3 separate regions of the Mus musculus genome follow, and regions 1 and 3 are each linked to region 2. A link is a loop called in an ENCODE intact Hi-C map of the cell type or tissue named here. Cell type or tissue: left cerebral cortex. All regions are shown on one strand.

Region 1 (8,000 bases), 920 kb after region 2:
CCCACGTAAAAATGGAAGGAAGGAACTAACTCCGCAGCATTGTCCTCTGACCCCCACTGTACGCTGGCATGTATTCACCTCCCCCAGTAAAAATAATCAATTGTTTTAGCTAAAAAGAAATTAAAGTTCAAAACCCCTAAAAATAATACCCCATAAAATTAAAATTGAGCTTACCCTTTAATGAAAATTGTAATCTTAATTTATTTTTTATATATTTTATATTCATTCCAAGGGAAGAAGAGAGAAGAGATTCTATTGGTTAAGGGAAAACGCATTGCTTTCATTGCTTACTTTTCAAACTAGAAATAACTTAATGGCCTCTAGAGACACAACAGAAAGGCAAAGTTATCCTTTCTACTCCTTATTCACTTGATGTGTAATTACAACCCTATGAAAATATATATGGTACACTGGTGACTTCATGAAAATCAGAAGTAGTAAGTTGAGTGGCTCAAAGGATAAACAAACTAAACCTATAAAAATGAACCTATGCAATCCCATTTGTAACAGCTGTAATCAAATAAAACACTTAGGAATAAATTTCATCAGTGTAGTCAGATAGCTACAAAACAAAATCTTAAGTTATTGATGAAACTGGTTAAAGAAGACACGCATAGAAAGATGGAAATTTCATTGTTTGGAATAAATAATATTGTTTTAATGTCCATATTTTAGAGAATATTTATAAATTCAATATACCCTACAATGATCTACAATCAAAAGCCCAATGGCCTTTCCAGGGAAATTTAATAGATACCTAAAATTCATATATAAACATGAAAGGCTCTGACCAACTTAAGGAACTATGAGCAGGGATGACAAAGCAGGAGGCATAATAACAACTGCTCTCAAGACATAAGACAGAGCTGATCAAGACAGCATGGTCTGAACTACAGATAACAGAAAGACCACAAAAAGCAAGGATTTCTCAACCATAAATCTATACATCTCCACACACACAGCAAGTCCTTGACAAGGGCACCATGGTGGAGAAAGGTTGACCTCTTCGATAAATGTTGCCTGCAAAGCTGAATGTGCAGATTAGACAAAGAAAACAACCCCAAATTTTGTAACACGTTTTATTCCATTCAATATGCCCAAAATGTTATGTTAACAAATAATCAACATAAAAATGCTAAGATGTTGTACACATGTTAGCACTTAGCTTTTGGAGAACTAGAGGGTATGTTTTATTTATGGCACTTCTCAATGAGAGTCAGCTGCATTTCAAGTGCTCATTAGCCACATGTGACCTGTGACTACCCTATTGGGGAAAGGTGAAGAATGGATTATTATAAATTATTTTCATTTCTTATTATGTGTTTCTCTTGGAGTATTTTTGTGTTTATTAGTTATTTATGCATTAAGCAATAATTATGTAACTAAACAAATTACTTTCTTATTATATTTATGTTGTTCATGGCCCATTATAGTTACACATTCTACATGTTGCTTTTTATGCCTTACTCACCTCTAGTGCCTAAAACACTTATCAACCCAGTATAACTAGCTAACTTCCAGCAAAACAGTGATTCTTGAATAAAAATTTCTGCTTTTAATTATTTCAACATGAAGATAAAAGTGTGTGCATTGTCCTGCTATAAGCCAGTAAGGATATTACCTTTTTGTTATTTGTTTGCTTGTTTGTTTCTTTACTTGTTTGTTTTGGAGCATTAAAGCTAAACTTCATAAACAAAGTTAGATTCTAGTGAGCAGTATTTATACATCAACTCATTCTTGTTAGTGACTGCCAGGAACCCAAAGACTCCCAATATGAGTTCTCTATTTTTGAATGAATGCTCATAGTCTCTATCCACATTAGAGTGATGCAGTAAAGGAGAATACCATGGAACTGGGGAAAAGGTGGAAGAAATGAAATTGGAAGGGAAGGATCCATGAGATGGGCCGACAAGAATTGATAGGATAGTGTCTAAGTGCACCATTAGGACAGTGCTCATTCAACAATTGCTTCTAGAATAAACGGAATGATGTACACTCAATCTAATTTCCTTGTTGAAATTCTCAGACGGTGTTGTCAATGAGCAGTACAGGTCACTGAATAACAATTCCAGAATTGGTTTTGAGGTCACACAAATAAAAAGAACATTGCCCAAATTATATGCCTATTTCTGTTATCACATTTAAACTATGCTTGTTGCCTATGCAACACAATAAACAATGCCCATAGCTGTGCATTCTTCTAACACAATAGTACATGCCAGCGGGCACTCATTAGACACAGAGACTAAAATGGACTGCTGGTCGTTTTGCTTTTTCCCGTAATGAAGTTTGCATAATTATTTCCTTTTTACTTTGTACTGAATAAAAAGAACCAGTCAACAATTTTCAAGTAGGACCATTGAACATTATTCCATAGGCTTCTGAAAATTGACAGTTAACTTCAAAGGTATGCATCAACTCTCAGTCCCTCTAAATAAAATAAAATTTTAAAAAAGCAAATTGTCCATTTCTAGTGTCATATGGGAGTAAGAGTAGTCCTTGATTGTGGTAGTGGCCTAGTGGTCAGGTATGGAGCGTTCTCATGACCTTATTAGTCTTAGACAAGTCAGTTCTGCCCTCTAAATCTAAATTTTCTCAGCAAAACAGAGTTGTGCAAACTAAACTGCCATGTTCTGATAATGAAAGGACATAAGCAGGCTGCTCCTTCTGTAAGTTGGTGCTGACTTTCTCATCTCAGTCTGGGAAGGAGGCTCCTTCCTTACAGGGGTGGCAAACAGAAGAAAAACAATGCTGACTTACCTAAAACTAAGATCACCACGTTTGCCTTTTCATGGTTTGAAGAAAGAGCCCTGAGCCAATACACAGAATTTAGAAGCATCCTGTGAGTTATAATAGGCTTGCTAGGAAATGTCTTGAGTGCCAGGAACTCCAGATCAGGAGAAAATTTATGCAATTAGATCATTTGCCCTAAATGTGATTATGCATTTTAGTAATGAACAGTGTGATTCCGTAGTTAAAGGCAGGACAGGCAGAGGAAAGGGAGTAAGAGGTTGCTTCAACTGCCACCCAAGCTCCGCAGCCCTTTAGAAATGGAAAGTATATATGCACAATATGCAAGCACGTTCTCTAATGGCTTGATATAGCACATAAACTGTTTGAGTCAATTTACTCTGTGCGCAGTGCAGAGAGGAAGCAGACTTGCAAGTGTAGGCACACAGCTATAATTCCAGCCAGGAAGACAAGTTCTGACTATAAGGAGACAAGAAAGAAAAAGCAAATATCTAAAGCTGGCAAGATAGAGTGCCAGTCGACGTGCAGAATATGCAACTTAGGCATAAGAACAGTTCAGTAAGTTCCCAAATGAGTTAGAATTTCACAGAAAGAAAGTAGAAACACCAGAGCCCTGGGCCACACAGCATGGCACTAAGGCATCGGCTTTCAGTGAATTATTTATAAAAACTATGTCCTACTGGTATCCAGAGGCTGTGATGATTATCTGGACATGATGCATACATATATATGATCTCTCTCTCTCTCTTTCTCTCTCTCTCTCTCTCTCTCTCTCTCTCTCTCTCTCTCTCTCTCTCACACACACACACACACACACACACACACACACACACACACACACCAATGGTACCTTTGCTACTTAGAACTAGCAATAGTTTGTGGATCACAGCCTGGAAGGCCTGGGCTGTTTGTGAGCCTCTTCTCCCTTTTGCACTTTTGCAAGTCTCAGAGAACTTGCAACACTGTCACCTTGCTTGTCTGCTGACCCTTGTGCTTCTTGGGACTGGAAAAGACCTGGCTTTCTCTAACCTCAACAATCATTGACAGGATGGTGGCAAGGCAATGCAAGAGGCAGGGGAAGAAGTTTGCTTTGGAGGTTTATTCTATAAACCCCTTGCTTCTCTCACTAGAGACAGTGCCCCGAGAGAAGGCAGCAGTGTCTGCACATGCTAATGTGCCTGCCTTCTTGAGTTCTTTGGTTTTTCTTTGTAGAGTTGGACCTTTTGGAGAAGGTGGACAAGCTAGAGCCAGAGCCTCTCGGTCTGCAGAGGGGACTTGCTCCCTAGGAAGGGCCTGACATCTGAAAGTGACCTTGCAGATGAAACACAGACAGACAGACAGACAGACAGATGGATCAGAGCTCTGGCCCTGTATGACTGCAGGAAACTGGATAGAAAAACAGCAATGTTAGCAAGCCATTGCAATAGAAACATGTCATCTGCAACAGCGACATCTTGTGGCGATAAGGAGTCAACACAGCAGTTGACAGGGATCAAAATTTTCCTCTAGTCCAGCTCTGTGTTGAGGATCCCTAGATTATGCACACCACAATGGCTAAAGGAGGCATATGATCTGGCACTCAGACAGCTGTCAGATAATAAGCAGGCAGTAAACAAAACACTGGATTTATCATCTTTATTATTTTTGAAGCAAAGGACTTCATGTTATTGTGGTGTGAATGAGAAATGATGCTACAGGGCCTATATAGCACTTGATCCCCAGATGCTGATTGGGAACATTGTGAAGGCTTCAGAAGAGGAAGCCTTGCTTGGGGAAGGATACCACCACCTGGGCCGGGCTGTGGTCTCTCTGTTTTCTGCCCCTGCTAGCATGCCAACCCATTGCTATGCCTTTCCCACTACGACGAACTCTATTCCTCTAGAACCAAATTACAATTTTTCTCCCCAAGTTGATTTCAATTTGAGCAGTTTTGTCAGAGCAACAGAAAAATCAAACTATTACAGTGCTCACTGAGTTCTGCATAGCTTATTCCAAGGCAATCCACTCTCTATAAGAGAGTGCAGGACTTGCCAGTCTCCATTCTCAATGCCTCCATAAAAATACTTAAGGCAGTTTCAGTTATAGCACAAGGAAAACTAAGGCACAAAGAGTTCATATTACTTACCAAAATTTTCACTTCAATTGTAAGAGGCTCATCAGGGACTCAGGCATAAGTCTTTAGACCTCCGATTCATAGGTTCTAACCTCTGTCCTCCTATTACTCAACTTACCTCTATTACTATTGCTGTTGGTCTAAAGCAAATTTGTCAAAGCGGTCAGCAACAACAACAAAAATTCTCAAATCACAAGTCATAATTTCTCACATCCCCATAATTTTTTAAAAGATACACAGAAGCCGGGCAGTGGTGGTGCACGTCTTTAATCCCAGCACTTGGGAGGCAGAGGCAGGTGGATTTCTGATGTTGAGGCCAGCTTGGTCTACATAGTGAGTTCTGGGACAGCCAGGGCTACACAGAGAAACCCTGTCTCGAAAAACCAAACAAAAGCCAAACAAACAAAGATACACAGGCTAAATACAACGATTTCTGCAGAAAACCCTCTTACCATCTAAGTTGTGAACCAAACCTGAATTGTCTCACTTCCTGAATAACAAATGGAAAGAATAAGCTCTCTTATCTTCATAAAGTGGAGATCTAGCAGGAATCATGAATGGACTTACATCGTTATCACAACTCTGTGAACCATAGGCTTTAGGTAACCATTCTTTACCTTGCTATATTAACCTATAGACCAGAATGCATGAAGTATGGTTTTTATTTATCAGTCTGCTTAATCGTGTAAATTAAAAAAAAACATTTTCCATCTATTACATACAAGATACTACTCTAGGTATTACAATATGATAATAATCATTTAAAAATGAATAAGAAACAAAACAACAATTTTAAAAAAAAGCTCTGCCCTCTTGTGGACAAAATTCTGGTGAAAGAGGCAAAAGTACAACTGTATTTTTGATGACTTATCAGCCAATGAGATTTGCAATAAAGAGAAAAGGCAGAGCAAGTGGTCAGAGCTCCTGCGATTGGAAGCAGCCGTGGGATCTCTGCAGCAACATCTGAGACGATCTAAGGAAGACATGTGAAAATTCTACCAGAAATTTGCGTCATGAAAGACTGAGAAGGCCCATGTCCCTGCAGCCCAGTGAGCAAAGACATGTCACCAAAGAAACAAAGAGATGTCACTGCAAGGGAGAGACCAATTAGTGCTGCATGACCCCAGTAAGAGCACCGGACCTCCTGATAGGAGTCCCAAAGAGGGGTCAGAGCCAGACTCCCTAGGGATATTGTGTGGATTTCTCTGAGGCTGTGGATAGGAGACATCACCAGATAGAATGCAGGGAGATGGAACTGGGAGCAAAGTAGACAAGGGAAGGAGAGAGGCCAATGGCTTAGCACAGTACATGACAGGCAGCTGGCCTAATCGCCAACTATACAATACTTTGAGGCTTTGTAGTCCTGAATTTTTATTAGCCCATCTGGTCACCACTTGCTTTTATTTCAAAATACATTTGTTAAAAACTTTACAAGTTAGTCATGAGAGCAAATAATAAAATACTATATATCCTGAAATATATGTCATCACTGTTTTTTTTTTCATGTCATAAACAAAATGTGTAAGTTCAAAGTCTAATTGAAAAGGTGATTTGATGTAATAGAGGCAAGTTATCAACTATGAGACTATGAGTAAATTCTAAATGAACTGAATTTACATCAGACATATTAATTCAGTATTTGTTCAGTTCAGTTCAGGGAGACTACAAAAGAAAATAACATAATAAATGCTCCTGAGCTCTTGGTCCTGTGAAGCTTCTATGCCCCAGTATAGGGGACTGCCAGGGACAGGAAGCAGGAGTGGGTGAGTTGATGAGCAGGGGGAGGGCGGATGGGATAGGGGCTTTTTGGAGGGGAAACCAGGAATGGGGATAACATTTAAAATGTAAAAAAGGAAATATGTAGTAAAAACTTTTTTTAAAAAAGAAATGCTCCTTAAAGAAGACAGAAAAATGTAACAACAATTAAAGAAAGCAAAGCCATGAGTTTGATAAAGAGTAAAGGAAAAGGATTCATGGGAAGGGCTGGAGGGAAGAAAATTAGGAGGAAAAAACCAATATAATTGTTTTTAGTTTTATAAAAAAAATTTTAATCTAATTACGTTAAAAGAAATGTCATTCTTCCTAATCCAAAAGTGATTCCTAGAGAGGATGAAACGTGCAAACAATTGCTCACATTACACCTGTCATTCCTCAAAGAGAAATAGATGTGAATGTCTTACTTGGTTAGGAAGCAGTTACAAACCTCCACCCACACAATCACTGGCTAAATTGATACTGCGCTATAATCTAACATCTCCGTTCCCCACTAAAGATGTTTCTGTATGTATGTGTGTCACAGTATTTACTAAAACCCACACTTTTAAAAAAAAAAAGCAAAACCAAAAGGAAAAGAAAACACTTTTTATGACTCCCTGAATTTATCATTTGTGATTAAAAGGACACTGAAGGGACTAGAGAGATGGATCCGTGGTTGAGTCCTTGTTCTTACAGAGAATCTGTGTTCCCAGCACCAACATGGCAGCCCGCAAACATCTTTAACTCCAGTTCCAATTCGTCTGATGTCCTTTACAGAACTCCAGGGCCATCAAAGGTACAGGTGCACAAAAATATAACTAATACAAATATGGGTAGTCAAAATATTCACATACATGTACATATATAATCAATCAATCAATCAGATTCTAGAGAATACTTAAGTAAAATACTTAGGCTACCTAAAAGGACATTTAAAATAACTTTGAAGACAAGATTTTTTTAATTGGCAGGCATTTTAATTAACAAATAATCGCTTTCATATCCACAATTAATGTTCAGCACGTCAGTTTGAAGAAAATTGAAATTCTGTTTTCCCTCTGAGAAGTTCTAGACATCCCTAACAAGCAGTAGGCTGTGTTGTTTGACTCTGGATCTCACTGCATTTCAGCAAAAAACAATGATAAGACCATGTGTCCCTTTGTTATGGTCACACAACATCCCACACACCCAGGAAAAGGCTTCCCAAAAGGCTCTGAGATGGCCCTGTCTTCTGCTGCTACTTCTGAAACTCGGTTTGTTTGGTGCTGCCACCTGCTGGAAAACATGAACATTTATTTAAATAAAGAAACACACACACACACACACACACACACACACACCTTTCCATGTAAAATTACTGCCTAAAGAGATATAAGAGAAG
Region 2 (8,000 bases):
ATGTTTATAAACGTATCAGAGGACAGAGGCAATGTTAACAAATAGTTTACTTCTTACAGGCCTGCTGCTTTACAGGAGGCTTGAAGAGAATGAAGACTCAGGGAAGGCTGTCACTCAGGGTTTTAAGGGCTAGGAAGTGATGGCAAGATTTATTCAGTTTGCAAAAGCTATGAATAGGACTCCATATGCTGCGGTGTATCCCGTGTTTATTTACTTATTGCCGCCACCGAGATCATTATGCAGATCTTATTATTTGAAATCACTTTCAGGTTGGCATGACATCAACCTAGTAATACTGAAACAAGATCAATAGAATAAAAATTCACAGGAACTCCAGTGGAGCAATAGGGACACCAACAAAAAAAGTTTTACCCGCAAAACTTTTGACCTGAAAAAATTCATCCTGTCTATAAGAAGTACAGAGAGTGGGGATGGAGCAGAGACTGAGGGACTGGCCAACCAATAACTGGCCCAACTTGATACCCATCCCATGGGCAAGCATCAATCTCTGACACTGTTAATGATACTCTATTATGCTTGTAAACAGGAGTCTAACATAGTTGTCCTCTGAGAGGCTCCAACCAGTCTGTCTCAGACAGATGCAGACACCCATCCAAAGGTGAATGGAACTTGGGGATTCTTATGGAAGAATAGGAGGAAGAATTGTGGGCACAGAAGGGGATAGAATCTTCATAGGAAGACCAGAGTCAACTAACCTAGACCCTTGGGGCTCCCAGAAATGAAAACGCCAAACCACCAAGAAAAGGACACACATGGGCTGAACTTAGGGCTCCCTGTACATATGTAGCAGATGTGCAGCTTGGTTTTCATGTGGGTCCCGAACAACTGGAGTGGAAACTATCCCAAAATCTGTTGCCTTTGTGTGGCATATGTTCTTTTAGCTGGGCTGCCTTTTCTGACCTCAGTGGGAGAGGATGTGCCTAGCTTCACAGAGTCTTGGTGTGCCACGGTGGATGGATACCCTGGGGGAAGCCACCTGCCCAGAGGAGTAGAGGAAGGGGGGATGGAGGAAGGATTGTAAGAAGGGGTGACCTGGAAGGCGGCAGTAATATCCAACATATATAAAGAACTCAAGAAGGTGGACTTCAGAAAATCAAATAACCCCATTAAAAAATGGGGCTCAGAACTGAACAAAGAATTCTCACCTGAGGAATACCGAATGGCAGAGAAGCACCTGAAAAAATGTTCAACATCCTTAATCATCAGGGAAATGCAAATCAAAACAACCCTGAGATTCCACCTCACACCAGTCAGAATGGCTAAGATCAAAAACTCAGGTGACAGCAGATGCTGGCGAGGATGTGGAGAAAGAGGAACACTCCTCCATTGTTGGTGGGATTGCAAGCTTGTACAACCACTCTGGAAATCAGTCTGTCGGTTCCTCAGAAAATTGGACATAGTACTACCGGAGGATCCAGCAATACCTCTCCTGGGCATATATCCAGAAGATGCCCCAACTGGTAAGAAGGACACATGCTTCACTATGTTCATAGCAGCCTTATTTATAATAGCCAGAAGCTGGAAAGAACCCAGATGCCCCTCAACAGAGGAATAGATACAGAAAATGTGGTACATCTACACAATGGAGTACTACTCAGCTATTAAAAAGAATGAATTTATGAAATTCCTAGCCAAATGGATGGACCTGGAGGGCATCATCCTGAGTGAGGTAACACATTCACAAAGGACCTCACACAATATGTACTCACTGATTAGTGGATATTAGCCCAAAACCTAGGCTACCCAATATATAAGATACAATTTCCTAAACACATGAAACTCAAGAAAAATGAAGACTGAAGTGTGGACACATGCCCCTCCTTAGAAGTGGGAACAAAACACCCTTGGAAGGAGTTACAGAGACAAAGATTGGAGCTAAGATGAAAGGATGGACCATGTAGAGACTGCCTTATCCAGGGATCCACCCCATAATCAGCATCCAAACGCTGACACCATTGCATACACTAGCAAGATTTTATCAAAAGGACCCAGATGTAGCTGTCTCTTGTGAGACTATACCGGGGCCTAGCAAACACAGAAGTGGATACCCACAGTCAGCTAATGGATGGATCACAGGGCTCCCAATGGAGGAGCTAGAGAAAGTACCCAAGGAGCTAAAGGGATCTGCAACCCTATAGGTGGATCAACATTATGAACTAACCAGTACCCCGGAGCTCTTGACTCTAGCTGCATATGTATCAAAAGATGGCCTAGTCGGCCATCACTGGAAAGAGAGGCCCATTGGACACACAAACTTTATATGCCCCAGAACAGGGGAATGCCAGGGCCAAAAAGGGGGAGTGGGTGGGTAGGGGAGTGGGGGTGGGTGGGTATGGGGGACTTTTGGTATAGCATTGGAAATGTAAATGAGCTAAATACCTATTAAAAAATGGAAAGAAAAAAAAAAAAAGAAGCAGAAGCCGGGCGTGGTGGCGCACGCCTTTAATCCCAGCACTTGGGAGGCAGAGGCAGGCGAATTTCTGAGTTCTAGGCCAGCCTGGTCTACAGAGTGAGTTACAGGACAGCCAGGTGTATACGGAAAAACCCGTCTCGAAAAGCAAAAAAACAAAAAAGCATAAAACGAAAAAAAAGTAGAAAGTGGAGAGGGATCGCATATGAGTGATGATGTCCATCTATTTCTGGTTTCCACATGCTGTGTGCAGATGCGCATATGTGAATGAATGCACACTTTGCCCCTTCTTGGAAATGGGAACAAAACACCCATGGAAGGAGTTACAGAGACAAAGTATGGAGCTGTGACGAAAGGATGGACCATCTAGTGATTGCCATATGCAGGGATCCATCCCATAATCAGCTTCCAAACGCTGACACCATTGCATATACTAGCAAGATTTTGCTGAAAGGACCCAGATATAGCTGTCTCTTGTGAGAATATGCCGAGGCCTAGGAAACACAGAAGTAGATGATCACAGTCAGCTATTGTATGGACCACAGGGCCCCCAATGGAGGAGCTAGAGAAATTACCCAAGGAGCTAAAGGGATCTGCAACCCTATAGGTGGAACAACAATATGAACTAACCAGTCCCCCAGAGCTCTTGTCTCTAGCTGCATATGTATCAAAAGATGGTCTAGTCGGCCATCACTGGAAAGAGAGGCCCATTGGACTTGCAAACTTTGTATGCCCCAGTACAGGGGAACCCCAGGGCCAAAAAGGGGGAGTGGGTGGGTAGGGGATTGGGGGTGGGTGGGTATGGGGGACTTTTGGGATAGCATTGAAAGTGTAAACGAGGAAAATACCTAATAAAAAATAAATTAAAAAAGATGAAAAGATAAAAAAAATTTTTTTTTAAAAAGTCTCAACAGAAAAATTGGAGTGTTTCCATCAAAATGAGTAAAATATCCTGAGGCTGATATTCATATGAATAGGAAGGTGTAGTTGGGTGGTTTTGCAAACATTTGTTTCCTCAAAGTTGAACTTTTGCCTTCTAGCACACGAGCTACTTCTGAATCCTTGCTAACTTCATTAGACCTGTCTTTGATGAACTTCTAATATGAGCTTAGACACATTCCTCACTGGCTATGACAATGCTATTGAATGATTCTCCACTTCCGGTTGTAAAAAAATCATCCTAACCGAAGCTATAATCTTCTTGCAATTTTATTGCATCACATAACAGAATATGAAGACAAAAAATGAGTTCATGTTTTGAAATAAGTTTGGTAATGGTTTTTCCATCAGTGATTATCAAATAGATGGATAGAAACAGTTGAATTGTTTTGGGTAGATTCAGAGTTTGAAACACCTGAAGTATAACCAAAGAAGACTTGAGGGAGGGTAGGGGCTGGGCCAGATGAAGAAAACTAACTTTTAATGATTGCCCATGGTTTGCTGGGCACTGGGCCAGGCAGTGGAGAAGATGTCGTGTTCTCATTAAATCCTCATAACAGGTAGAGGAGGCAGATATTTTCCCACATGGTTTGCAACAAATGAGCTCAGTATAGGTTAAGGAACTTTGCCATTGTTAAGCAGAGGTTTAATCAGGGGCCTGAGATTTGAACTGGAGTTGGAGAACAGAAATTTAAATTTAACTGAGTTTTTTCATAAACATTAATTGTAACTATGAAAGCCAAAAAAAAAAAACATTGGATAATTTTATCACACTGCCTTTGAAACCCATGAATTCACTAAAACAAGAATAAGTTGTTATTTGTTAGACAGTTATTCCACTTATCTGGACCTGGGGCTGCAGGGACAAATCAGCAGGCAGATCCATACCTGCCAAGAGGCTTCCTTCAGCCTATTTCATTCTTGCATATTGAACACATACACACAAAGATCTAAGAAACTAATATTCTGAAACTTACTGGGCAGAAGACTGTGGAAAAGCTAGCTTTTTATGTCTGCATATGCATGTGCTCATTTGTGAGACAATACATGGCAAATGTGCATACATGTGTGTTGGGTGCACATGTATTCCTGTGTTTCTTTAGTCTCTCTTCTCTTATTACCAGCTGCAAGCTGGGGTTTCCTGGAGCAGCCCTGGGACTCTGAAGATTGGCTGTATGTCAAATTCGTGTTTATCCTGATGCATACATTCTGCCTATTGTAATGACTTGAGAAACTTTTATTTTCATTTGCTTTCTCCTGGTGGTTCTTCATGATTCTGAAGAAACAATTTGCAAGAGGGTCAGAAGATTGCATTACAAAGAAAGTCATTCTGCAGGTATGTTATTGTGCCCTGCCTCCAGATGAGAGTGCTACATGATGCCAGGCCTAGTTAATTTCAGCCATCAGCAACAGAACTCTTCACAGGGCTCTCTGCAGCTCAGGTGACAGTTGCCCTGGAACATTCTTTATGGTTTAATGTCATGTTGAGGCACAAGGGGGCAGTAGTGCCCTCTATGTTAACTGGAATCACAATTGCTGGGCCTTATTTTTCAGGGTTTTTCTTTCCCTAAGCCTGATGTATATCCAGCTACATTTCTTGCAAGAAAGCTATTTGTTCCTTAAGAAATGTATCAGTGAGCCTTGCTCCTAAATTGAATACCTAGAGAACTTAACTGTTTTAATGATAGGATGCCAGAGACGTTATTTCATACTTTCTTGATTATTACAGGGGAGCAGCTCAGCCTAAATGTATGTTCATCTTCTGGTGCTAGAGCCACAATTGGCTTTAATGACATTAATAATAATAATTATTAATAATAACAACAATAGTGGTGGTGGGAGGTCTTAGAAACAAGAAGAAAACTGATACAACAACAAAAACAAATTACAAAATTTGAGTGTGAAAATACTGTGTGTGTGGAGTCCCACCATACAGGCCTGCTTCATTGTTTTATTAGGAAGTAGTTTTAACCTTTGAAATTGGTATGCACATCTGTGGTTATTTACCAATGAGATTAAAATGAAGATAAGTCATACACAAACTGCAGCCACTTGGTATTGGGAAACACTGAAGCCATAGGCAGAAGCGGAGTGCAAGTGAATGTACGCTTCTGCTGTCTGCTCTTGTCTTCTATTCTGAAATGGGTCTTCCTAGCCCAACTAATACAGTCCAGGTAATCCCTCATAGTGATGCTCAGATGCCCACCCCCAAGGGGAGTCTTGACTTTGGATCTGACAAGATGACAGCTCACATTAACTATCAAAAGTATGTCTATATATTGGGAATGGAACCCAGGACCTCACTCACTGAGCCATATCCCCAACTCTCTTCAGTGTGGATTTTAGAAATATAGTCTGTATGGGAGGTCATGAAAAGTAAGTCAGAATTAAGGCAATAAATATTGCAGAGGAGGGCCTTCATGTGCAGCTTAGCTCTATTTGATAAGGTGAACACAAGCTGAGCATCGTCATTTTGTGACTGTGGTGATGAGTGCAGTGAGAAACTGTGGAAGGGCTAAGCCTGGAAGAACTCTAGAGACATCCAAAAGCAAGTGACTTTTAAAACCTGTAGGATACAGAGAAGCCAAGAAGAGAAAGATGAAAATCTGTGATGTGAACATCAACTAAAGAGATGGTCAATGTGTCCAACTGTGATGATCTCATACAGGTAACTCAAGATCAGCCATTCTTAAGGTGAAATATACAGTTTGCTATCAATATGTGTTAGATCTACATCTATGAATTCAACCACATATAGGGGACAGTTACACCTGTTATATAGGCATTTGGGGAGAACTGAGGGATCAATTGCATAATGTACTCAGTAAAAGTTCCAGTCCCATTAGATACATAGAGTAGTTCATTCATTCATTAGAATGGAGTTTCTAATTCTTTCATAGTATTTACTCCATGTATAATTATTTAGATCCGACTCTGCATGAGGCTGTCTTTAAAGAGAACCAACAGGAGTGGAGGGCAGGCCCGTCCTTGCCCCCTGTGGATTCTTGCTTCTCCTCAACTATCATGTTCTGGCAGAAGGTGAATTTATCACAGCTGGATAAAAGTGTTAGAAAATCTGAGAATCAAGATGTCTTCCTCTCATCTCCAAAGTTTGAAAAAAAAAAAAAAAAAGGCAAGAACACAGAGAAAACCCATTGCTTTTCTTAATAATATAGCTAACTCAGAATTGTTGATCTCTGTGTAGGAACTATTGTTGCGTCTGTTTTTCACTCCTATTAATGACAATGGTCGTAATTATTTTTGTGATATGTGCATGATTGAGTTGATTTTGGTGGGTCTGTTTCTTGCTGAAAGTCCTACTGGGGCATCCTTGATGATATTTTCAGAGTTAAATATATCATTAGGACTTAAGCTGTGGTAAGCAATAATAAGTTACAATTGCTCCAATTCTTTGCTTCAGTCTTTGATTGCTCAATTTTTAGGGATGTTGAAAAGCCATATCTAAGACTACTATTTCAGAAGTATCTTGAACTATATGCATATATAGAAGGAGTATAAATGGAGTTATGAGGGCTGGCAGGACTGGAGGCTATGAGAGGCAGGTAGCTCACTGCCTTCATATATTTACCGCAGGAACTGAAGTAGTAAAATCCTCTCTTTCTGTTCATTAACTACAATAGTTTAAATAGAACATATGCACTGGTTTATTGAATACATAAAAGTTGACTCCCCCAAAATACCCAGGGAGACTAGGCATATAAAAGAATCATTCAATAACTCAAGCCCTACTACTTCTGCTTCACAGCTGCATGTTTTCATTCTAAGAGCCTATGTATGCTCAAGACATTTATTTGCAAATATGGTAAAATTATTATTCCAATCAGCAAGAGAGCCTATTTGAAACTCTCTTTGGATGAGTCTGGGATATCAGCTCTTTCTCTAGGGATGCATACAGCTGAAGGTTTTATGTTCTTTACACACAAGGAAGAAAAACCAACAGTTCCTTGTAGTCACTCCCAGATACTTTTATTTTCTCATTTGTCAGTTGTTAACCTCACTGCTTCTCAGAAAGGGACAAGTATCTGAATTTAAATCATCATAACATTACACTTGGTTATCTCTATTGGAAGATGAAAAATTCAGGGGTGGTGTAGTCCTTACATAACCTCTCAACACACTGCCAACCTCTTCTGCTTTTCTATCCCCTAGGATCCCTAGGAAGATGAAAAACAGTTTCTCTGATTCTTAAAATGTTTAGCTGAAAATGGACACTTTTTGTCAAAGCAAAGAGTTGGAGCAATGGCAGTTTGTGTATTGTTTCTTACCACCCTTCAGTTTGCTCAACTGATGTGACTTTTTAAGGGACATTTTCCTAGTCCTACACTTAGAAAATGATTTGGGGGTGGGGGCTACTATTGTTCTGCTAAATAAATACAACAGTAAAATGATTTCTAATGATATATTGCTATATTCATAAATTAGGGCATAAGAGAAGTTTCACCTTTCAGTAGATGATAATTACTACAGAGACCCCCAGCTGGAGAATGTGTAGAGAGTGAGAGCTTAGAGCACTCAGTCCTGAGTCAGGTGTTTTTATCTTACTCCTTACTTCAAGGCTTAGGGATCTTCGTGTAAAAGAAAAGTATAATGGAAGAACCAGAAGATTGGA
Region 3 (8,000 bases), 290 kb after region 2:
AAATTCAAAAAATTACCTCCAGATTAAAGTACTTTTGTTCATTAAATAAAATAATTTCATATATAACACAATATTCCCACAAATTATCAATAAATTTTATATTGGTTTAAGCAACCTCAAAATAATAAAAAGGAGGATCAAATATAAATACATAGTTCAACAATACTTATTAAAATGTTGATCAATTCAGCTTTAGGAGGAATTTAATCATAAAGCTAGACCAAGCAAAGCTTAAACACCTAATCCAAAAGATTTCTGTGCTCCACTGAAAAACAGATCAATAATAGTAAATTGGATTTTTAACGTTTGGGAATAAATAGGATATCAGAAAGTAAAGAAACTTGCTGATGCTATTTTTGAGATGCTGCTAATGAGTGGCAAAAATATTTTACAACCAATTTTATTTTCTCTTAGAGTGGAATAAGCTATACCAGAACCTTAGAAAATGAATATAAGTTGTCCAATAATCATGCTTAACAAATAGTAATACTTTGTTTTCTTAAGAACACCTATGTAACCAACTGTCTTCAAAATATATCCCATCAATTATTAGGGTTGTAGCCGGAGTTGCTCAGAACTAAGGTAACAGCGAGAGAGAGGAGTTTGAGGAAGCTTCACTCTTTTTCTCTTCCTTTTCCTTTACAACGTTAGCGGCAGACTCCTCAGGAACTCAGTGAGCCAGAAACAAGGGTCTCCCCCACCCTTAATGGTGACTAAAAGTCTACCTATATAAAATAAGTAAAATTTTAAAGATTTTCCGAAAGAGGGCTTAAGCTTCTCGTGCCATGATCCCCGACTTGTCCCTGAACTGGCAGCATATATGCCTGAGAATACAAAACTGATTTGGATTTTACTTTCACAAGCATTTGCTCTGCTCTGGCTTTCTTTGGTTTGCTTACATGTTCATTTGTACATCCATATATTTAAGGAATGCATTAAATTTTGGAAGGCAGGGGCAGTGGTCTACTTTTATAATAATGATATGATCCTATCTTATGGTTTCTGCTAGAGGTAGTAAAGAATATGACTCTTTAGGACATCTTTTCCCTGATTTGTGTCTTCTCTTATAAATCATCTTTTGCAAATTTACTTCTATTCTATTAGCCTTTCTATTTCTATCCCATATTTAGATTATCATTCCCAATACTTTTCCTACTATAACTTACAATTCATTGTTGAATACTACTTCCAATAAATACTACCAGGAAACTATTTTCTGACCACAGAGAGCTTTTTCATAAACAATATGCCCATTCAAAACAAAAACAAAAACAAAACCCCTCAACATCTGATACCATTTGATTTTCTTTTTTCTTTATTTATTTACTTCTTTATTTATCTATTTATTTTTATTAGATATTTTCTTTATATGCATTTCAAATGCTATCCCGAAAGTTCCCTATACCCTCTCTCAGGCCCTGCTCTCCTACCCACCCACTCCTACTTCTTGGCCCTGGCATTCCCCTGTACTGGGGCATATAAAGTTTGCAAGTCCAAAGGGCCTCTCTTCCCATTGATGGCTGACTAGGCCATCTTCTGCTACATATGCAGCTAGAGACACGAGCTCTGGGGGTACTGATTAGTTCATATTGTTGTTCCACCTATAGGGTTGCAGATCCCTTCAGCTCGTTCAGTGCTCTTTCTAGCTTCTCCAATGGGGGCCCTGTGTTCCATCTTATAGATGACTGTGAGCATCCACTTCTGTATTTGCCAGGCACTGGCATAGCCTCATATGAGACAGCTATACCAGGGTCCCTTCAGCAAAATCTTTCTGGCATTGTGCAATAATGTCTGGGTTTGGTGGCTGATTAATACCATTTGATTTTCTTCTCTTTCTTTGAGTACTTATTTTATTTGAATGGATGTATAAACCACAATTAATTTTCTTATATTTCATTACTTGTGCTGTACAATGTGTTTCAATGATAATAGAAATAATACTATTATAAGCTAAAATAACAGTAAAACAAACAGATATCTTCCCATACTTTAGATACAATATTATGATTTTCATGATTTACCTACATTTACTTTATTCAAGGTCATTGAAGTAGGTGGTACTGCAGTGAACATTTTACAGGGATGGAAGCTGAAGGTCAGAGATGTGAGAAGATGTGAATATGATTGAAAACCAGGCAGCTTGTTGTAAAAAATTGTTAACTTTGTATAGAGATTGGCTTCTTATACCAAAGTTTCTGATGTGTGGAAGTAAGATATGGTATACACAGGGGTATTTTAAAAACCATCTCCTTAAGTGATTCTACTAAACTAACTTGAGAACATTGTTCTACAGATTAACCTACTAAGCATTATGTCATATGTGAGAAAATGGAAAAGTTAATACATTAAACACATCATATTTTCTTTTGCATTATTAAGATTTATGCTGAAGAAATTTCTATGACATACAATTGCAATATTTAATTGGTTACTCAGAAGATTATGATATTGATTCTATTGAAACTGATATATCTTGAGTAGACAACAAGCCAATGAGAAAATACTATTCCCCAGGGGTTGTGGGTGGGTAACATCAAATGGATTCTCTAAATGACCAGCTCAGTCTACTTCACCCAGTTTTGTGAACAGAGCCCATTCTGTGGAAAGCACAGAGTAATTTACACTGAAAATATTTGACCAAATGGGCCTGCCTTTTGGGAGGGAGCCATGTTGTTCTACTCTGAGGTCATTTTTTTCTTATTCAAATCAAATATATAAATTAAAAAATATATAGATAGGGTTGGAAATATAGCTTAGTACCTACTCTGTTTATCACACTCATTTTATTTTTTAACCTGCTAACTAACTTGTATTACTTTTTCATGGAAACTGGTTTCTTCATTGAATTGTCACTCTCTGTATTCCAACCTGGTATTTGTAACATTTGTTTCTTTCTTTGTAGGAGAATGCAACAGAATTAGCAGCAAGTAATTAGCAGGTTTAGTTAGAAGTCAGAAAGTGAGAAGCAAATGAAATTAAAGTCAGGGTAAATTAATTACTAAAAGGTGTTAGAGTTGTGTGTTTTTTAATTAAGTGTTGTGAGTCCATGTGCCAACAATGCTTTGCAGTATAGAAGCACAGAGAAGAAACAGTGTGAACTCAAGGAAGAGCATGATGGGTGGGAGTCCTTCGGAGGCAAGATCAAAAACTATCCCAGGCTTTCCAATATTCCCATCCCAATTCTAGGGATTCCCTAAGAATCTCAATGGTTCTTAGAAAAGAATGTTACAGGTATTTGTCTTCTGATTCTAGACTTTAGCAACTTGGTCAGGAGCCTTAGATGTTAACATCCATTCAAATCCTTTCATTCAAATAAAAATAAAAAGGCATGCCTGGGTTAAAGTTTGCTTGGGCTATAATAACAGGGACCAAGACATCCTGACATCAGACTTTTATTTGATAACTTATTGTATCTGAGAGAGCATTATAAACTGTGGCTTAGATGTGATTAAAGGGGAACACTTACTATTGTTTTAACTGAAAATACTATAAACACTATGAAAATTAGAATCAAAGTTCCTCCAAAAGTCAAAAATAGAACTAATATATGCTCTAGTGAGATCATTCCTGGGCATATTCCCATACTCACAATAGCCAGGAAATGGAAAAACCTTATATGCCCATTATCTGATGAATGGATAATAAAACTGTGGGATAATATTTAGATGCAAAGATCATGCAGGTATGGAAGTAGTGAGTGCAGAAGGAGCTGTGGGTAATCATTCTAAGTGAGATAACCTGGACCCTAAAATGAATATGTGGATACTAGGTTTTCATCTTTCGATCTTTCTCCATATTCCTTTGTAAGAACAGTCTATTTCAGTCAACAGCGAGGAAGCCCTTCAAGGAGGTAGGCCTCAAGAATTGAATAATTCCAGACCACTGATCCCAGGCTTCTCATTTCTCGAGCTAAGATATACAAATTTGGTTTTTGGTACTTTTAATATCTTTGGTTTGTTTTATAGCACACAAGGTTACCAATACAAGAACATTTGATATAATTATAAAAAAAAAAACCTATATTTCCTTAAAAAAGTGAGACCACTGCTTGGGCATTGAGAATATACCTTTTCTTCCTGGCTTAATGAAGTAGCTATATTTTCATATTTGCTTGCTTTATTTAATTTTCATATCATATAAAACCTCTGGAAACTTTATTATGTACTTGTTAAGGGAAAAAGAAAATAGAAAGCAAATAAGGACTTAGACTTACTATGAAAATAATTTTTTTGAAAATAATTTTTAACCCTTCATACCACAGAAAGGATGGCAGGATACTGAAGGTGTTCTTGGAAAATCAATTCCACAGTAGGAAATACACAGAGCCGGGAGTACTAAAATAGTGGTTTGAATGACACGATGTCAGAACCTTGCAGGGTATAGCATTCTGTGCTGTTTACTCCTTATAATTTTGTATTTTAATGGAATGGGCTTGATCTTTCCCCTTCTCTCCCCACTTCTGTTCCTCCTCCTCCATTGCTCTTTCCACCTCATTCCCAGTGTTCTGAGTTTATTATTGATCTGGGCTAAGACCAATGAAGAGACTGTGGTAGTTTGCATGAGAACATCTCTCATATTTTTAATATTTTCATTCTTGGCCCCCTAACTGATAGCACTGTTTGTGGGGTTATGGAACTTATAAGTGCAGTCTTGCTGGAGTCAGTATGTCACTGGAACACATGTGAGTGTTCCCAGCCTTGCCCCACTCTCATTCATCTCTGCTTTTCTGTTTGGTTGAGATGTGATTGGAGAGCTTCCTGCTCTGGTTTCCTGCTGCCATGTTTTCCCCACCATTATAGACTTTGTCTATGGAAATATAAGCCTAAATAAAGCCTTTATTTCATCAGTGTTGTCTGGTTAGTTATGGTATTTCATCACAGCAACAAGATGTACCTGTTATAGGGCACTTTGTGGTACTCCATGTTTAGAAAACTACAGACTCTTAACATAATGATTTTCAAGACTGCTCTATAAGGAGTCACTTTGAAATTGAGCTGATTTAGTACTGACAGCAAAGCTTGCCCCCAGTTGGTCTGAGGGCAGGAGCTTTTATTTACTTATATTTGCTCTCATGAGCATGAGCTCATCCACATAATCTCAACCTTATTCCACTACATCCTGAAAACTCCAAATGACTGAGGAAGAGGACAAAGGCATAGAGAAAGTGGTTAGATTTGGGCACAGGAAATCAAACAGGCTGTTTAGAAACCATCATAAGCTCCATTAGGAGTTATGGGCTTACAAGGTCTGACTCCCATCATTTGCTCCAGTGGAGCTGTGAGCTGCACTTCATGGTGCTGATATAGCTGTCTCTTGTGAGACTATGCCAGGGCTTGCAAACACAGAAGTGGATGCTAACAGTCAGCTATTGGATGGGTCACAGGGCCCCCAATGGAGGAGCTAGAGAAAGTACCCAAGGAACTAAAGGGGTCTGCAACCCTATAGGTGGAACAACAATATGAACTACCCAGTACCCCCCAGAGCTCGTGTCTCTAGCTGCATTTTCAGAAGATGGCCTAGTCGGCCATCATTGGAAAGAGAGGCCCATCGGTCTTGCAAACTTTATATGCCTCAGTACAGGGGAACGCCAGGGCCAAGAAGTGGGAGTGGATGGGTAGAGGAGTGGGGGAGAGGGTATGGGGGACTTTTGGGATAGCATTGGAAATGTAAATGAAGAAAATACCTAATTAAAAAAAAAGAAACTACAGAGAATGGAAGTAAAAGAATAAACAGTGAGTCTTAAAGTTCAATGTGTATTAGGGCACATTAAAACCTATTTTTAAGCCTCTTCCTAGATACTGTAATTCAAAAGGTCTGAGGAATGGAAGAACTTTGGGATTGTTAGGTAACTCTGTTCTCTGTGGGGAGCCGCCCTCACATTCGCCATTACAAGATGGCGCTGACATCCTGTGTTCTAAATGGTAAACAAATAATCTGCGCATGTGCCAAGGGTAGTTCTTCACTCCATGTACTCTGCCTTCCCCGTGACGACAACTCGGCCAATGGGCTGCAGCCAATCAGGGAGCGACACGTCCTAGGCGGAGGATAATTCTCCTTAAAAGGGACGGGGTTTTGCCATTTTTGCTCTTGCTCCTGAAGATGTAAGCAATAAAGCTTTTGCCGCAGAAGATTCCGGTTTGTTGCGTCTTTCTTGCTGGCGGACACAAAAGCCGGACAATAGTTCTCCAAGCTGTTTGTCATGCTTCAGGTTATTGGAATATAGCTAGGTTATTTTGGACTGTGAATTTGTGGATTTTTCTGTGATCAACTTAGAAAACTCCCACATCCCAACATTAGTTGGCTCCATTATCATCTTTTAAGAGTCAAGAGGGGAATGCCACTCATTATATTTTCCTTTCCTCTCCTCTCCTCTCCTTCCCTCCCCTCCCCCCTTCTCTTTCCTCTCCTCTTCTCTTTTCACTCTGTCTTCCTTCCTTCTTTTCTTCTCTTTCTTCTCTCTCTCTTTCTTTCTTTTTTCTTTTTTTCTTTTCTTCCTTCCTTCCTTCTTTTCTTTCTTCCTTTCCTTCTTTCCTTCCTTCCTTGTTTCCTTCCTTCCTTCCTTGTTTCCTTCCTTCCTTCCTTCCTTCCTTCCTTCCTTCCTTCCTTTCTTCCTTCCTTCTTTCCTTTCTTTTCTTTCTTTTCAGATCAGGGTTGCTCTGTGTAGCCATACTGTTCTGGAACTCACTCTGTTGACCAGGTTGACCTTGAACTCACAGAGTTCTGCCTCCTTCTACCTCCCAAGTGCTAGGATTAATGGTATTCTTCCCCATTCCCCAGCCCATTATGTTTCTTAACATGGACATTTTAAAGGAATATTTAACACAAATATGTTAATTATAATATGTTTATACTTCATTTCCTCCATTAACGAGACAGCCCTCTATGATTGTCTATATGGTAGAAGCTATAATATAACCAATACCATTTTGATGATTTGAAGGCAGCTCTATCTATCAAGACAATTATGGGGCTCCCTTTTATCATCAAGACTGCTAAATTTATAAATACCCTAAGGTTACCTTCAGCAGAAGAGCATGTAAACTCTCCAATCTTGGTCAATCTCAGTTGCCCATCACTTTTAATCAATACAAATATAACATCAAAGACTCTAATGGCTAAATATAGTCTTTTGTGGTTTGAAACATCCCAAAATGTAGCCAAAATACTTTATATAGTTGATTATGGCCATGTAGAAAGTTCTCACTGGTCTTATAGAGCTAACACACATGAAGATAATGAATCAGCTAAGTGTTTTAATGGGCTAGATGATTTCTTTTTCATGGACTAACACATGTAAGAAATCATAGTGAGTTTTCATAGTGAGAATAGCTAACTAGAGACTATCTATTGAGTGTTCTGGAAACAGGCTCTAAGAACAAATGATTTTTCTACAACAGCATAGCTCAAAGGTAGAACTCAGATGAAGCTGTCTAAAAGCAAATCCCATAGCTCATGGAAAAAACAAAGTTGAACACTTGGTCATTGAACATTTATGAAGAACTAACTTTTCCTATAGTGAAGAAAACTTAGCAGGAAACAATTATTGCCCTTGTTGTGTTTCCAATTTATTCAAGAGGAATGGGGCATTTCTGGACTATCTTCTCATTTTATGCTTGAGAATACAAGGTCCTGACATAGGAGTAGTGTCCATAGACAAAAAGTAAGTTGCAAAGTACTCCTGATAATTTAGAATAGAAAAAGTTCAGTTCTTTATTGAAAAGCAAATTATCATGACAGAAGGAAGCCTAGATGGAGGCATGAGTGTAAAGTCCTAAGTCTTTGCGTGCATCTAAAAGGCCCTCTATTGTTCAGGTAAGAAAAGATATTCTATCCTGCAGTAGGCCTAGCATGTTGTCATCTCTCCATACCTGTTATTCTTTGTACAGGAATTGCTAGTTAGGTATTTTATCTTAGATTTTAACTTCATCACTATTGGTGCTTGAATGTAAACAACTCCCCTTGGATACTCTTCCCTCCTCCTAATATTTATAGACACTGTC

The links. A loop is a pair of places that touch in the nucleus more often than their neighbours do. Peaks named below come from ENCODE experiments on the same cell type or tissue, not always from the same donor. Only the 100,000 strongest peaks of a DNase experiment are listed, where the experiment ranks them.
Region 1: it touches region 2 in a loop (4-fold over the local background); 2 of 42 quality-filtered maps call a loop at or near these places.
Region 3: a loop joins it to region 2, with 3 times the contacts of the local background. A loop is called at or near these places in 16 of 42 quality-filtered maps.

The regions. Positions count from the first base shown.
Region 1 is chr5:49,346,569-49,354,568 of GRCm38, forward strand. The region is part of intron 1 of Kcnip4 (Kv channel interacting protein 4); the gene reads right to left. Among named protein-coding and RNA genes, the nearest start is that of Kcnip4, 170 kb to the right of the region's middle. In left cerebral cortex, CTCF peaks have their summits at 4,219 (motif pointing left), 5,687 (motif pointing left) and 7,902 (motif pointing left); DNase peaks (open chromatin) are centred at 3,188 and 4,205; H3K27ac peaks cover 443 bases.
Region 2 is chr5:48,425,802-48,433,801 of GRCm38, forward strand. The region is part of intron 3 of Kcnip4 (Kv channel interacting protein 4); the gene reads right to left. It overlaps Gm52772 (a long non-coding RNA gene), which reads left to right and starts at 4,139. Exons shown (of 3, transcript XR_003955741.1): 1 at 4,139-4,706; 2 at 7,947-8,000. In left cerebral cortex, a CTCF peak has its summit at 4,863 (motif pointing right); a DNase peak (open chromatin) is centred at 4,866.
Region 3 is chr5:48,720,790-48,728,789 of GRCm38, forward strand. All of the region lies in intron 1 of Kcnip4 (Kv channel interacting protein 4), which reads right to left. Among named protein-coding and RNA genes, the nearest start is that of Gm52772, 290 kb to the left of the region's middle. In left cerebral cortex, no CTCF peak of the experiment used is centred here; no DNase peak of the experiment used is centred here.